2 separate regions of the Homo sapiens genome follow, and region 1 is linked to region 2. A link is a contact called in ENCODE Hi-C data. All regions are on one chromosome and are shown on one strand. The core of a region is the stretch at or near the end of the contact, and the rest is flanking DNA. Distances in the headings are between cores, read along the strand shown.

Region 1 (7,085 bases), core at 2,032-4,531, 1.2 Mb before region 2:
GGAAAGCTCCACATTTCATCAAGAAGTTCTCAATCTCAATTTTACATGAACTATAGTTTTGGAAATTGTAATATGTTAATGATGAATAGATGGGAATGATGGTAGTCTGTATGGAGTATAATAAAAGAATAGATGAACACTTCCACCATTATTTACACAACACATCCAAAGAGATTCCACAGTGTGCGTGTGTGTATATATACACACCATATATATATATACACACACACCATCTATATATATACATATATATAAACACATATATATACACATACACAATGAAATACTATTCAGCCATAAAAATATTAAAATCACGTCTTTTGCAGCAACATGACGGAATTGGAGGCCATTATCTCAAGTGAAACAAATCAAAACAGAAAGTCAAATGTGGTATATTGTCACTTAGAAGTGGGGGCTAAGTGATGTGTACACATGGACATAGAATGTGGAATAATAGTCATTGGAGAATCCAAAAGGTTTGGAGGATGGAAAGAGGTTGAGGGATGAGAGATTACTTAATTGTACAATGTACATTATTCTGGTGATGGTTACACTAATAGCCCAGACTTTACCTCTATGCAGTATAGCCATGTAACAAAACTGCCTTTGTATGCCTTACATTTTATTTTTTTAAATGAATGTTGTGGTCCCACCACATGGACCACATTTAATGTTAGTTTCCTAGAAGTATGTTTTATAACTGAATAGAGATAATTTTCTATATTGTATTCCAACCCGGATGATATACATATATATTCGGTAAGATTTTTCAATTTTCTTTGTTCTCACTCCGTATTTATCAAAAATTAATTTTATGAATAATTTGGTCATGTAAGTTAATAATGCAGGCTTAGTTACTCAGGGATTGCTCTGGAGCAAGAAAAAAGTTACTCACTTCTACCTTCTGTACCCCTTCATCTTTCACTCTGCCACTGCCAATAAAACCCTCCAAAGAAATCCGACATCTTAGACTACAAAAAATGCAGCCATCTTGGGAAACCTGTAGCAAGTACACCCAGCAGAAAGGGTCAAAATCTTAAAGATTGTGACAAATCTGTAATCCCACAGAAGGGATGAGGCATGCCAAGTGTTTGATGTCTACAAAAACCATTTTCCTTAGACAAAAGCTGAAAGGCATAGGAGAAGTAATATAAAGCAGAAAAAATGAAAAGCAAAAATTATAAAGAAGACAAGAATGGCAATCTATTTATAATAATAGTTTTGATAACAACCATTTAGATAAGAATAGTTAATGAGGCCAGTGAAAGAGGAGATAAAGTACTAAAACGGACTATTCTCCTATTGTGAGGACAGGATCTCTGTTAGCTCTGTCTCAGATAATTTGTACAGCCCAAGTGGAGAAGGAAGAACCAGCAGTGCTATAAAAGATAAGTTCTGCTGTCCAATCTAGGGAGAAAAAAGCAACCACATTGACCACATTAGAGCTCAGGAGTCCAAACACTGCTAGTTGCCAAATAAACTTTATTAATAGAGACGACCTCCCCCTTAGCAGTTTTATAAGCACTATTGCTTTTTTATATAGACTTGAGAAGGTTAGTTTACTTGTCAGAAAGTAGGCCAGAAAGCAATGTTTTAGAAACAAGACGTTTGGGACTGCTACAGAGATCCAATGCTCAGGCTAAATCACGTGATACATTTCATGTGAAGCTAAGTATTTGGAACAAGAGATGCCAGAGGTCTAATCAGCAAGAATAATAAACAATTAGAAGAATGGCAGCCAAGCCTAGAGAAACTGTCTGGAGAAAGAGTACTGGAGGATTTGTGGTCTAATGTGCATTTGTGCTTAGTAAAAGATTAGCTGTTCCTAGATTTTTAAATTTAATTTTAAGTGTTATTCCTGAGGATTATGGTAATCGCATCTCTTTGCTTCTATAAGGGATTGGTGAGAAGCAGTAGCAATATTTGAATCCAGTTATTTGTGAGTGGGAGATGTACTATATCATTAGGTGTCATTTTCACCGAATACGTTATTATCAGCAGGTAATAAGAAATGTGCATCATTACAAATTCTCATCTGGTATTTTGTGCTCAAACAGACAAGGTATGTCTTCTGTGGCAGCACTGAGTGATCACATAGAGACTGGTGTCAAAAAATGGCTCTTATAAATTACAGGATACATTTTAATAGTTAAACAATTATCTAAAGAGGCACCACTGGAAAATTGTTTAGTAACAATTGGCTGATTTTTATGATGAAGGATAATTCAATTAAAAAAATTATTTACAGCCTCCTTTGGTTCAGAAACTGTGCCATGCTTTGGGCATTCTAAATGAATTTTGTCTTCCAGGAGTTCATCTTCTAAGCAGCTTTATGGAGAATGTCATAGTTTTTTCCCAAATTTTCTTCATATATGATTAGACAAAATATTTAAATCTGTGCTACATAATATTTTGTGGTATTTTGATTTTAATTTTATGAGTGGATAATACATTACCATGGTTTAAACTTCAAAAGTTTCAAAGCGCTTTCCAATTCCCTTCTATAGATGCAACCAGTGCTATCATTTTCTAGTGTATGTCCTTGCAAATGTTTTGTGCAGACACACAAAAATGCACGTATATATTTAACCATCCCCCTTTCTGAAAACAAATACACACTGTCGAGTTACCTTTTTCTTTTTACTTTAAAAATACACCTTGGATATATGTTCATGCTAATATTAAAAAAAACTTCCCATTCTTTTCTATGGATGTATAATATTACATTGCATGCATGTATTATAATTTACTTAAGCAGTACCCTACTGATGGACATTTAGGTTTTTTCCATTCTTTTGCTATTACAGGAAATATTCACATGAGTAATTTCAACACTGATATTCTAAAGTGAGCTAGAGTGACTGCATTCCTGTTTCCCAGCCCATATTCCATAGAACACAAGTCTCATGAGATGTTCAATATCCAAAAGGGTTCTATAGTTAAATAACTTTGATTAACTCTGGGTATTTGTTGATGTTTATAGTGCATACTGTCAAATTAAAAGAAATCTTGCAATAATCTGCTTCGATGTAATCCAAGTGTTTCCTGACCTCACATTTTCTCAAGGAATGGAATACACTATTGTTTTAGGTCAGGTTCTTGGGAAGCAGACTGAGATGGAAATATACATGCGAGAGGCTTACTGGGGCATGTTCTAAGGAACAACACCTGATGGAAGTAAGGGCAGATCAAAACAGGGTGGGCAGAGGGAGAAGTTGGACTGTGATGCAGTTGGAACAGTGGCCTCACTGGATCCAACAGGGAGCCCTCTAGAGGCAGGATGGCCCTTTGGGGATGTTACAGCTCTGGAAGGGAAGCAGGCCAGATTCCTGGAAGGGAAGCAGGCCAGATTCCTGGAAGGGAGAGCTTTCTTCCATTGAAAGCATTTATCAGGAGGGGCTCAGCTATGAGCTGTCAGCTGGAACAATGAATTTCATTGTTCACTACAACTCTGTATAGAATCTTCAAATTTTTAAAGGAAATGCTTATCAGTTCCTAGAGTGTCTTGCTGGTCAGAGCAAGTCACTTGGTCTCCAGGGACTCAGTTTCTTGCTGTATGAAATATGGATGCTGAGCTGAAAGTTCTTTAGAGTTTATAACATTCTTTGCATCTATTTCCATTTCAGTATGTGCTAATTGAATTCCAAGGTCAGACATAAGTTTTCCCCAAGACATACTTGGCCATATAGAGGCCTATGATGTGGATAGATAAGCTCTAACTTTTTAATATTTCTGCTGTGCAGTTATGGAAAAAAAGTGCATTGTTATAATGCTTTCAAGTATGTGTTACTTAACTTGGGGCAGACTCTTGGGGCGAAGGTGCATAAGAGCTGAATTAGAGCTTTTTATTAAAATATAAAAATATATTTTTAAAATATTTTGGTTACCTCTTGTTGGGTGTTTGCTGGAGAAGCTAGCTTGCTATCTTCCTAGGAACATTGGCCCATATTGATAAAATTGAAGAAATATACTGGCATAGGGTGTAAAAGAGAGAGGAGCATAACTGGCTTTAAAGCACATTCTTAGGAGCTCTTATTTATTCTCCTTTTAGAAGCTCAGGAAGCAAACAGGTATAGACAAACAGCTATAGCAATTTCTCAGGGACCTTCCATTTGGGAATCAGATGGGTCTAAATGCCCATCCTATGTCATTTATGGTACTTGTGAATTTCATTCTCATGCTCCTGCAGGATTCATCAATTGTGGTTGTTATTGATGGAAGCTTGTTTCCTGGTAGGAGTGGGGAAAGGGCTCAGGGAATGGGCCTCTCTTAAGTGTGCCTGGTAGAGTTAATGAAGGTTCATAAAGAGGATGGAAAACATATCCAAGAAAAAGAAAATGTTCTTTAAGATAAGGAAATGGGAAGTGAAATCAAATTTAAGGCGGTATTATACAAACATGATGCAGAGAAAAAAGCAAAAAGAAAAAAAAAAACAATTCTAAGATTGGTGGCTGTATGGGTGTAAGATCAACTTTTAAACTGAATGTAAGTTTTTCTAAAAAACCTTAATCTTTTTCTTCAACACAAAGCTTCATGCGGATTCTTGGATCATACTGAAATTTGATTAAGATGTTTCTTAATTTATTTTATAAAATAAAAGTTATACTACTTTACTTTTTTAAATGGCATAATAAGTTGGATTACCCTTATAAAAAAACATAGAAGTTACACTGTTTTTAGGTTTTCTAATTAAATAATCTGTTGCCATATTTATACCCCCGAATCACATATACCTTAAAATATTATACTATATTATGATGTTGTGTTTTACTACTTCGTATTTGAGTGGAGACTTTGCCACTTCACTTTTAGAATAAACGTTTACAACTTATTTTCAACACCTTCTTCAGACTTGGTCAATAACTTAATATCAAACACACAAATACACTTGACATCATGTGTGCTTTGTGATATTTTGTGATAAAGAGAAAGACAATTTACTAGAGAGCTATATGAAGCATTATAGGTTTTAAAAAATGATATATGATTTTTTTCTCCAAAATGATGTAGCTTTAGTCAGCAAGGACATGAGTTAAATTATGGGGAACTCTGAGGATTGTAGAAAAGATTTCCCCAAGAAGTTCAGTCTTGACTTATGCAGTTTTCTCCATATGAGTCTTCCTGTTTTTTTATAGCATGATCAGGTATGTAGGTAACCATAAATCTGAGGAAGGGAGGATTACTCAATACATAATTATTAATCCTCTTATCCGTACCTTTGACTCTTACAGAATCCATTCCAATATATGGCCATGTGGCTCTTTGGAGCAATGTTCCATCATGTTCCATGCTGCTGACGTCACATGGAGCACAGAAATCAATGTTAGCAGATAGCCAGCCCATACAAGATCGTGTAAGTAAAGTTTTAAAAGTTTTATCATGCAATACAGATACTTTTATATAATAGCATAACTAATAATAAGGAAAATGTGGCAAAACAGGTGAAGTTATATATACTCACAGCTTTTAAAATGAGCATCTTGGTTTAAAAAATATACCCTTTGTTATTGCATGCTTAAAGCATATATTTGAAGGCACAGAATATTGCACATAATTTTTTTTCTGAAAAGAGCCACTTAGTAAATATTATAGGCTTTGAGAGTCAAATGCTCACTGTCACAATGAGTCAACTCTGCCCTATTACCTGAAAGAAGCAATAATCGTGTAGGTGTATGGCTATGTCCCACCAGAAGTATTTACAAAAACAGGCGGCTGATGAGGGTTGGCCTCTGGGTCATAGTTTGATAGTTTGTCAATTCTAGGCATATAAAATGACAGAATTGTGCATATCACTTTCTGTATATTACTGGGTTAATTTTGAAAGAACTTGCGTGCTTAAAATTAAATAATAAGTGTAATCAAACTATCTAATTTTTGAATGAGTTTATGTAAGGATATTAGAAGATAATGTAGATTAGATTTTTTAAATGACTGAGTCTTTTAAGGAGTATTTTAGAAAAATGTAAGGTCAAGTTCAGTCTCGATAACTAAACAAAATATAGTAAGGTATAACTTGATGATGGAGATATGTTCTAAGAAATGCATTGTTACACAATTCTGTTGTGGGAACATCCTAGGCTGCACTGACACAAACTGAGATGGTATAGCCTATACATGCCTAGTCTATATGGTATAGCCAGTTGGTTCTAAGCTACAAACCTGTACAGCATGTTACTGTACTGAATACTGTAGGCAATTGTAACACAATGATAAGTATTTGTGTATCTAAACACAGAAAAGATACAGTAAAAATATAATATAAAAGATAAAAAATTATATCCTGCATAGGCCCCTTAAGATGGATAAATTTTACAATACTGGAAGCTGCTCTGGTTGATTCAATGAGTGAGTGGTGGGGGAATGTGAAAGCCTAGGACATTACTTCACACTACTGTAAACTGTATAAACACTGTACACTTAGGTCCTACAAAATTTATTAAAATATTTTTCTTCTTTTAATAATAAATTAACTTTAGATTATTATAATTTTTTAAAGTTAAGAAACAAACATTTTCTTTAACTTTTTGACTTTTGTAATAACACAACTTAAAGCACAAACATATTATACAGCTGTACAAAAATGTTTCTCTTTACATCCTTATTCTGTAAGCTTTTTTTCTGTTTTTAAAAATTTTTAATTTTTACTTTTTAAATTTTTTTATTAAAAACTAAGACATAAACTCACACATTAGCCTAGGTCTACACAGAGTCAGGATCATCAACATCACTGTCTTTCTCCTCCACGTCCTATCTCACTGGAAGGTCTCCAGGGGCAGTAACACACATGGAGCTGTTATCTCCTATGATGTCAATGCCCTCTTCTGGAATATCTCTGAAAGGTACTACCTGAGGCTGTTTTACAGTTAACTTTTAAGAAAATATAAGTAAAAGGAGTACACCATACAATAATGATAAAAAGTATAGTATAATAAATACATAAACCAGCAACATAGTTATAATCAAGTATTATGTACTGCATATAATTTTATGTTATACTTTTATATGACTGGCAGCACAGTAAGTGTGTTTCCACCAGCATCACCATAAATTGAACAATGCACTGTGTTACGACATTATGACGTCGA
Region 2 (6,737 bases), core at 2,833-5,332:
GCATGGCTGCCTAATACAGAAGATAGAATTTACTCAAAATACTGCAACTCAAGAAACTCAGTTTGAAATATATTATTTAAGGACATATACTGTATTGAAACCCAATTCACATCATGCTGGAATGACATCTATTATAATAGCTAATGTTTGGTGAAATTACACAGTCCATTGAAAAAAATCTAAAGTTCTGGCTCCTAGATATTCCATTGGCCTTATGGTATACCATTGATAGCAAGATACTTCCAAGAAATAAGAAATAAGATAGTGAGTACAACTGTGCCTTATTTAAAAAACTATTACATATATTATATTATAATATATACAATATCTATTATATATAATATATAATATATGATATATAAGATAGTTATTGTATTATTATATGTATAATATATAATATATTTATATATAATAATCCTAACATAATATATTATGTTAATATATAACATAATATAATATTAATATATTAATATAATATATAATATATAAATATAATATATTAATATATTATAATATTAATATAATATATAATATATCTATAATAATCCTAACATAATATACTGATATATAAATATATAATTATATATAAATATGTATGATATATATAAATTTATATATCATATATATCAAAATATATATAAATAATGATATATATAAATATATATGATTATTATATATTTATATATAATAATATATATACTATATATAATATACTGGATATATATAAATATACATATATAAATTATATATAATGTAGTCCATAAAATTTCCTAAACATTTTAAATGTTTCTTTTAATCTACAAGGTAGTGAAAATATATTTAAAAAAATAAACTAACACAGTTTGATTCAAGTGACCATTGTGCCTGAGACTGAAAGAGTAATTAAAATTTTTGCACATATCTTAATGTCTTTTCTAGGTATATACTGATCTTTTCTAGGTATATACTGCTCTAAAGTTTTAGAACACAAAGACTACATGTATCTTGCACAACAAAATTCAATCATAGCATCATCACTTGGATTCATCTAAAAATAAATGTTTAAACTAAAATTATTTAATAATCTCATTTCTGAAGCCTAAATATTATAGTATATATGATTAGAGTATGCTCTAAAGAGCTCTCTAATCAAAGGTTTCTAGCTCAACATTTTTTAAAAGTATTAACAAAGTGGCCTATGGAAAAGATTCCTTAAGGCTTTAGAAAGATATACAGGACATGTTGAAAAACTAAGGTACATAATACAGAAGAGACTCACACAGCTTTCACCTGAACATTTAACTTGAGATTATTTAAAACAGGGCATTTCTATCTATTAAAATCCCCATAGTTGTGAAAGACAAAAATTTATTTTGTACAGATTAGGTATGATATTTGTATATCTAATATTAGTACTACTGGGCATCACTCAGTATGAAATAAGAAAATGTAATAGATATTCAGTAAGCATTTTACTCACTAATTATGATTCCATAATTTCTTAACTTTTTGTTCTCAGATGTCAAATACTTACCTAGAAACTGCCACTCATTTGGTTGCTATGAGTTTTAAGATCAGTTAGCAGGTTTTTTTTCTGTCTTTCAGAGAATTGTCATCTTGGGTTCTCCCTCAAGGTAGTGAAAGTTAACTTTGTTACCCATCTGGGGATTTATAGTACTTATACTAGAAGATGCTCCAAGGTTTCAGAAAGGAATTAATTACTTTCAATTTGCACAATTTAGAACAAATATCTGGCTTTTCCCTAAGCTTAATGATTTTCCATTTCACACAACTAAAATATAATAGCATTATTTTATAATCAAGTTTAACTGATGGTCTATGATAGTAGAGCGATTTAGTATTTTGACAAAAATCTTATGAGACATGAAGTCATTCAATTTGCAGCCCCAAACTGAAGCTCAAACACAACATTTTAAAAGTATTTTCTGCCTATACCTTTGACTGCATGCTACTTTAAATAGAGGGACAAGACTAAATGGTCTATCTGGTTGTTCTTACACTTTATAAAGAGTCAAAAGCAAATTTGAGTTATAAATATGCACATCATAGTGATCATTATTTTATCACAAATAAATATTGATTTGCTTAATCAAAGAGAATACTCTCCTAGAATAAGAGCAGTATTTCAATCTGCAAACATGTTTCTTAATGTCACTGAGCATTTAGCCTATCTTCACACACACATTTCATAACCTTTCAAGGACAATCTTCTACATCACATTTTAAGGAAATACACTGAAAAAGCAATCCATTTTGCAATAGCATTTTACATTACTACAAATTCACGAGGTTCAACCTTCAATGCCCATGTACCTTTCACAAAACTATTGATCATTTCCTATCAATGCTTTACAGGATTATATCACAAAGGAACACATAATGCATGTATGTGCATCAATGCGTAAAGGAGAGGATGCATTTCTGTGCATAGTATGTGAACTGACAATGCCCACTTGCCCAGTCCTTGCTTTACTCAACTTCTTACACATCATCAGCCAGCTGCCCTGTTGATGATTCCTTGCACCTTATGCGCTGCTTTATCATTGAGTCAGATTACTACCATTTCTGGTCCAGAACTCATTAAGAAAAGTCCTTTTTCAAGCAAGGTCTTTGAAATGTAGTTGTACACCTATAAAAGAACTATCTGGAGCTCATCTTGAGAGAGAGAAGATGAATTTATCCTCTGTCTTTAGGCTTTTACTTACAGAGCCACACCTTTATAAACAAGTTCTGTCTGTCATACTGACAGGAAGGAGATATGCAAAATGTAACATCTGGAGTCATAAAATATAATGACCTCAAATAACATTCCAGAAAGAGAAAGGAAAACTAGTTCTGGTTAGGGAGAAGATAAAAGAGGAAAAGGAGTAAATTTACATCCTTAAAACAAGAGTAATAGAAAACCCTACCGGGTTTTTCCAGTAAGTTTTGTGCAGCAGCAGCAACAACCTAATCAATATGTGCTTCCTCACCCTCTTGTCCCCAAAGAGAAACTGCTGGGCCCCTCTCCACCGACTCCCCAGGAGCAGAAACTACTGCCCCCAAGGAAGGGAGAATTCAGAAGCGTGGGGAGGGGGAAAAACAGGTATATGTGGTTCTAGCATCCTCATCTTCATATCAGCTACCAGCCTGAAACTACATTCAGGAACCAGGCTCCCAGACATTCCCCGGCCCTGGGCCCTGCCTGAGCGCCAGAGAGCTTGAGGAGCCTGCAGCATAGTTCTCAGACCCGAAACAATGACCTCCCCCGTCCAAACCCAGGCACTCTTGCGCCAAGGCCCTAACCTCTCAGCGAGACCTCTTTGGGGAAGGACAAGAGATGCTGCCTGATGGCCGAGAGAAGACATGCCAGGCTTCTCTGCCAGAATGAGTTGTTGAGGGTGGGATGAAGGTGGTCAAGGAGATGGGCTCTTTATTTTTAAAACAAAAAACAAGGCAACCGGGACCACCAACATCAGTCACCCTCACTCCCCACCACTGCCTCTATTCCTTAAGGACTTCTTCCCAGGCCGGCGGCGGCGGCGGCGGCGGCGGCGGCAGCTTGCGATCATCAGGATTGGAAGTGAGAGCGAGTGCCCGGGCCAACCTCAGCGTCTCTCAGGGACAGCGCAGGTGGGCGCAGCCTTGGAAGGTCAGCGAGGCCAGAGCTCAGAGTTCCACGGGGGCCCGGAGAGTGTGCGTGTGTGAGTGAGAATGCGAAAACGCGCGCGCGCCGGGCAGAGGGGCGCTCGGCGAGAGGGTAGGCGCGGTGACAGGGGTACCCCAGCAGCCGAGGAGAGACAGCCCACCCCACCCTTTAAGCTAAAGAGCTGGAGGGGTGATGGAGGCTGCAAGACGGAGAAACTTGATGCAAAACAGACAGGCTCCCCCCTCCAAGACGTGCCGCCACGCTCTCAGACACGCTCCCTCGCCTCCCGGATTACCCACCATCAACCACCCCACCCTGCAAAATTCCCCCACCGAGCCCTAGGATCCCAGGCGGGTAATTACCTCTCCCGGAGGCGGAGTGGGGGGCGGCAGCAGCAGCAGACACTTTTAGCCTGACTTTCCTGCGTTCGCTTGCGAGCGTGTGAGCGTGTGCGCGCCCAGGAGGAGCTGTAACCTGCTATTTATAGACCGAAGCCTCAGTACCCGGGGCTGAGAACCCGGAGGAAACTAGCAGGCGGCGGCGACGGCGCAGGGCGCCGGCCGCGGCTTCGCGAGGCTCCAGCAGCTCCCCCAGCCTCTGGCTTCGGCCGCGCTCCCTGCTCGCTCCTCGCCTACCAGCCCCGCGCGCGCCCCAGAGAAGTTGTCACCAGCGCGGCTGGCTCTCCGGCTGCTCACACGCCCCCTGGCACAATTGCTACTTTCTTCCACCCCAACCCCCACCCTCCCCGCTCCTCTTCCTCCTCCTCTGCTCTCTCCAAGCGGTCTCCTCCCAATGTCACCAGCGACCGAGTAGAGGCGGCCGTGGCAGCGACAGTCGCGCAACTGGCGCTGCTCGCTTCCCGCTACTGATAGAGCGGAGATGGTGGCCCGGCTGCCCACCCCGAAATTACCACGCTGGCTCCGTGTGCTCACACCCCGTACCCCGACCCCTTTCTGCGGCCCCTCTGCCCGCTGGGTCGCCCACCCAGACTGGGCTGTGGGATCACCGCTACCGCGACGAGGGGGGACCCGAGGCCGCCACGCTGCTGCGGGGGCAGGAGAAACCACAGAGAAAGAACCCGCGGGAGGAAGAAAGCGCCCCAGACCCCGGCCTATGGCAGCGCAGTCCCTAGACCGAGGGTTTTTGGAAGGGGCTTGGGATCCCTGCTGTCACTGCCTGCGTCTAGGCATCCATTCACGCCTGCTGGACCCCAGTCTGCAGCCGCGCTGGGACCCCTGTCTCTTGCCCCTCCTCCCCCTTGCCCCGGGCAGAGGTCGGGCTGAGGAGACCAGCTTAGAGCAGCCCTCGGCCACCCACCGCCAGTTCCCACGTCGCGGCGGGTGACTGAGGCCGAGATGCTCCCAACTAGCGTATGACATGCCTTTGATATCCCGGGTGCGTGGGGACAAATCCGCCCTGAATGTGTTGGGGTATCAGGAAAACGGGGTATGTAAGCAAGCAGTCTGGACGGAGACTAAAACTCCCCCACTTCCTAGCCCCTAACAAGCCCACAGGGGAAAGCACGCACCCTGGTTATTCCGGGCTGTGTAGGGTGTGGGGCAAATGACTCTCCCCATCTGCGCTTTACAGGTGCCACCTGGCGGCTCTCTCGGAAAGGTTTTGATGGAGCCGTTCAAAGGTAAAGGTGCCCAGAGCCAGCCCATCAAGACACCCCAGCCCTTCTCCCTGAGGGCGCTTTAAAATCACATTTTAAGTAAAGCAGTGTACGAATGCTTGTACACAAGTGTTACATTTGCCATGCAAAAAGACTGGAATCTCAAAGTCAGGACAGTGAAATCAATTTGGGTTAAGTCGGGGCTTAACAGTTTCACAAACCAGGAAGCTGTATGTACCCCCAGCTGTCACCCCTGCTGTCACTGCCCGCATCTAGGCATCCTTTCACTCCTCAAACCTTTGACCACCACATTATAAGCCTTGCCAATGAGGACAGGGACTTTGGGTTTGTTTTGTTTTGTTTTGTTTTGTTTTGTTTGGTGGGGGGAGTTGTTTGTTCGTTTCATTTATTTTTTTCATCACTCTGCTCCCAGAGCTTGGGACAATACCTAATATTCTGTAGTTTCAATAAATGTTTATAGAATCAAATAATAAACACTATAGGCCAGAAACTGCTTGGCGCCCCCGAAGCCCTTCCTTTTGCTTCTCTTCAAGCTTTTTCTCCTATGCTCAGCCTCTACCCCAAGTGAGCTGAATGCAGAGAGATAGGAGAGTGAGGAACAAATAATCCCTGTCAAGATGTGGATCAGCTTTGAGAAGCCTTCACACAGTTAGATTTCTCCTCCATGGGGCAGCACTGAACACACCCATCTCCAAGCAATGGGTAAGCCGTGTTCATAGAGATCTGCTGGAAAGATGATACAACTTTCTCACTGGGCAGTTTCTGATTTTTCTCACAATAGAGAGAGATTGAAATAATATCAGGACATTAGGATGTCAGAGCTTTGCTACTAAATTGGAAATATGGTTAACATATCTGTCCTCTAAGTGGAAGAGTGTGTGTGTGTGTGTGTCTGTGCGTGTGTGTGTTTATGAAGACTACAGCAGCAATGCCAGAAATACCAAACCATACCTCCTAAAAGACTGAGTTGTAAAATAAATGCAGTTACTGATTCTATGGAAATGGACGTTTAAAGTGAGATGCTTAGAGGACCCTATTATAATTAAAGTCCAGACATGGACCATGCTGACAAAGTCCTTTTACAGGGCGGCTGAAGAATATGTGACTTACTTGTGTACATCACGTAGGAAGTTTGAATTCTCAGAAAAGAGAGAATATGAATCAGGATGCCATCAGATGCATGTACCACAAGGCATTTTTAAAAATCCATCAATCATCCTGATATTTACCTTTTTTAGTTATTTGGTGGCTTTTTCCTTGAATAAGCCTGGAGGATTCAGATGCTTCCGTGGTTTAATAAACTCATTCAGCATTCACTTTTACAAACCTTGAACTTTTGCTGACTTGTACCCCCAAAACATAACTCCATTTGCCAATGAAGGACAAAATATTTTTCATTTCCTTTTGAAATATCTTTGTAGGGCCAGAAGTCAAAGGTGATTCCCTGTAGTTACCTTGCTGTCTAAAGCAATA

What was found. A loop is a pair of places that touch in the nucleus more often than their neighbours do. Pooled maps may share reads with other maps.
Region 1: a map with no recorded cell type shows a loop between it and region 2 (5-fold over the local background). The contact joins the enhancer-like site here to the promoter of INPP4B in region 2. A Hi-C loop is called at or near these places in 1 of 168 maps with a recorded cell type or tissue (ascending aorta), 1 of 37 single-sample maps with no recorded cell type and 2 of 50 pooled maps.

The regions. Positions count from the first base shown.
Region 1 is chr4:141,650,955-141,658,039 of GRCh38, forward strand. It overlaps IL15 (interleukin 15), which reads left to right. Exons shown (of 8, transcript NM_000585.5): 2 at 5,232-5,353. Among named protein-coding and RNA genes, the nearest start is that of IL15, 18 kb to the left of the region's middle. Within about 2 kb of position 3,282, at least 3 of the 41 ENCODE cell types and tissues checked have a DNase peak (open chromatin) inside an H3K27ac peak, as active enhancers do; they include ascending aorta, where a contact is called at or near this core.
Region 2 is chr4:142,842,219-142,848,955 of GRCh38, forward strand. INPP4B (inositol polyphosphate-4-phosphatase type II B) reads right to left here and starts at 4,083. Exons shown (of 26, transcript NM_001101669.3): 1 at 3,991-4,083. All of the region lies in intron 3 of USP38-DT (USP38 divergent transcript), which reads right to left. RefSeq lists an enhancer at 4,840-5,426.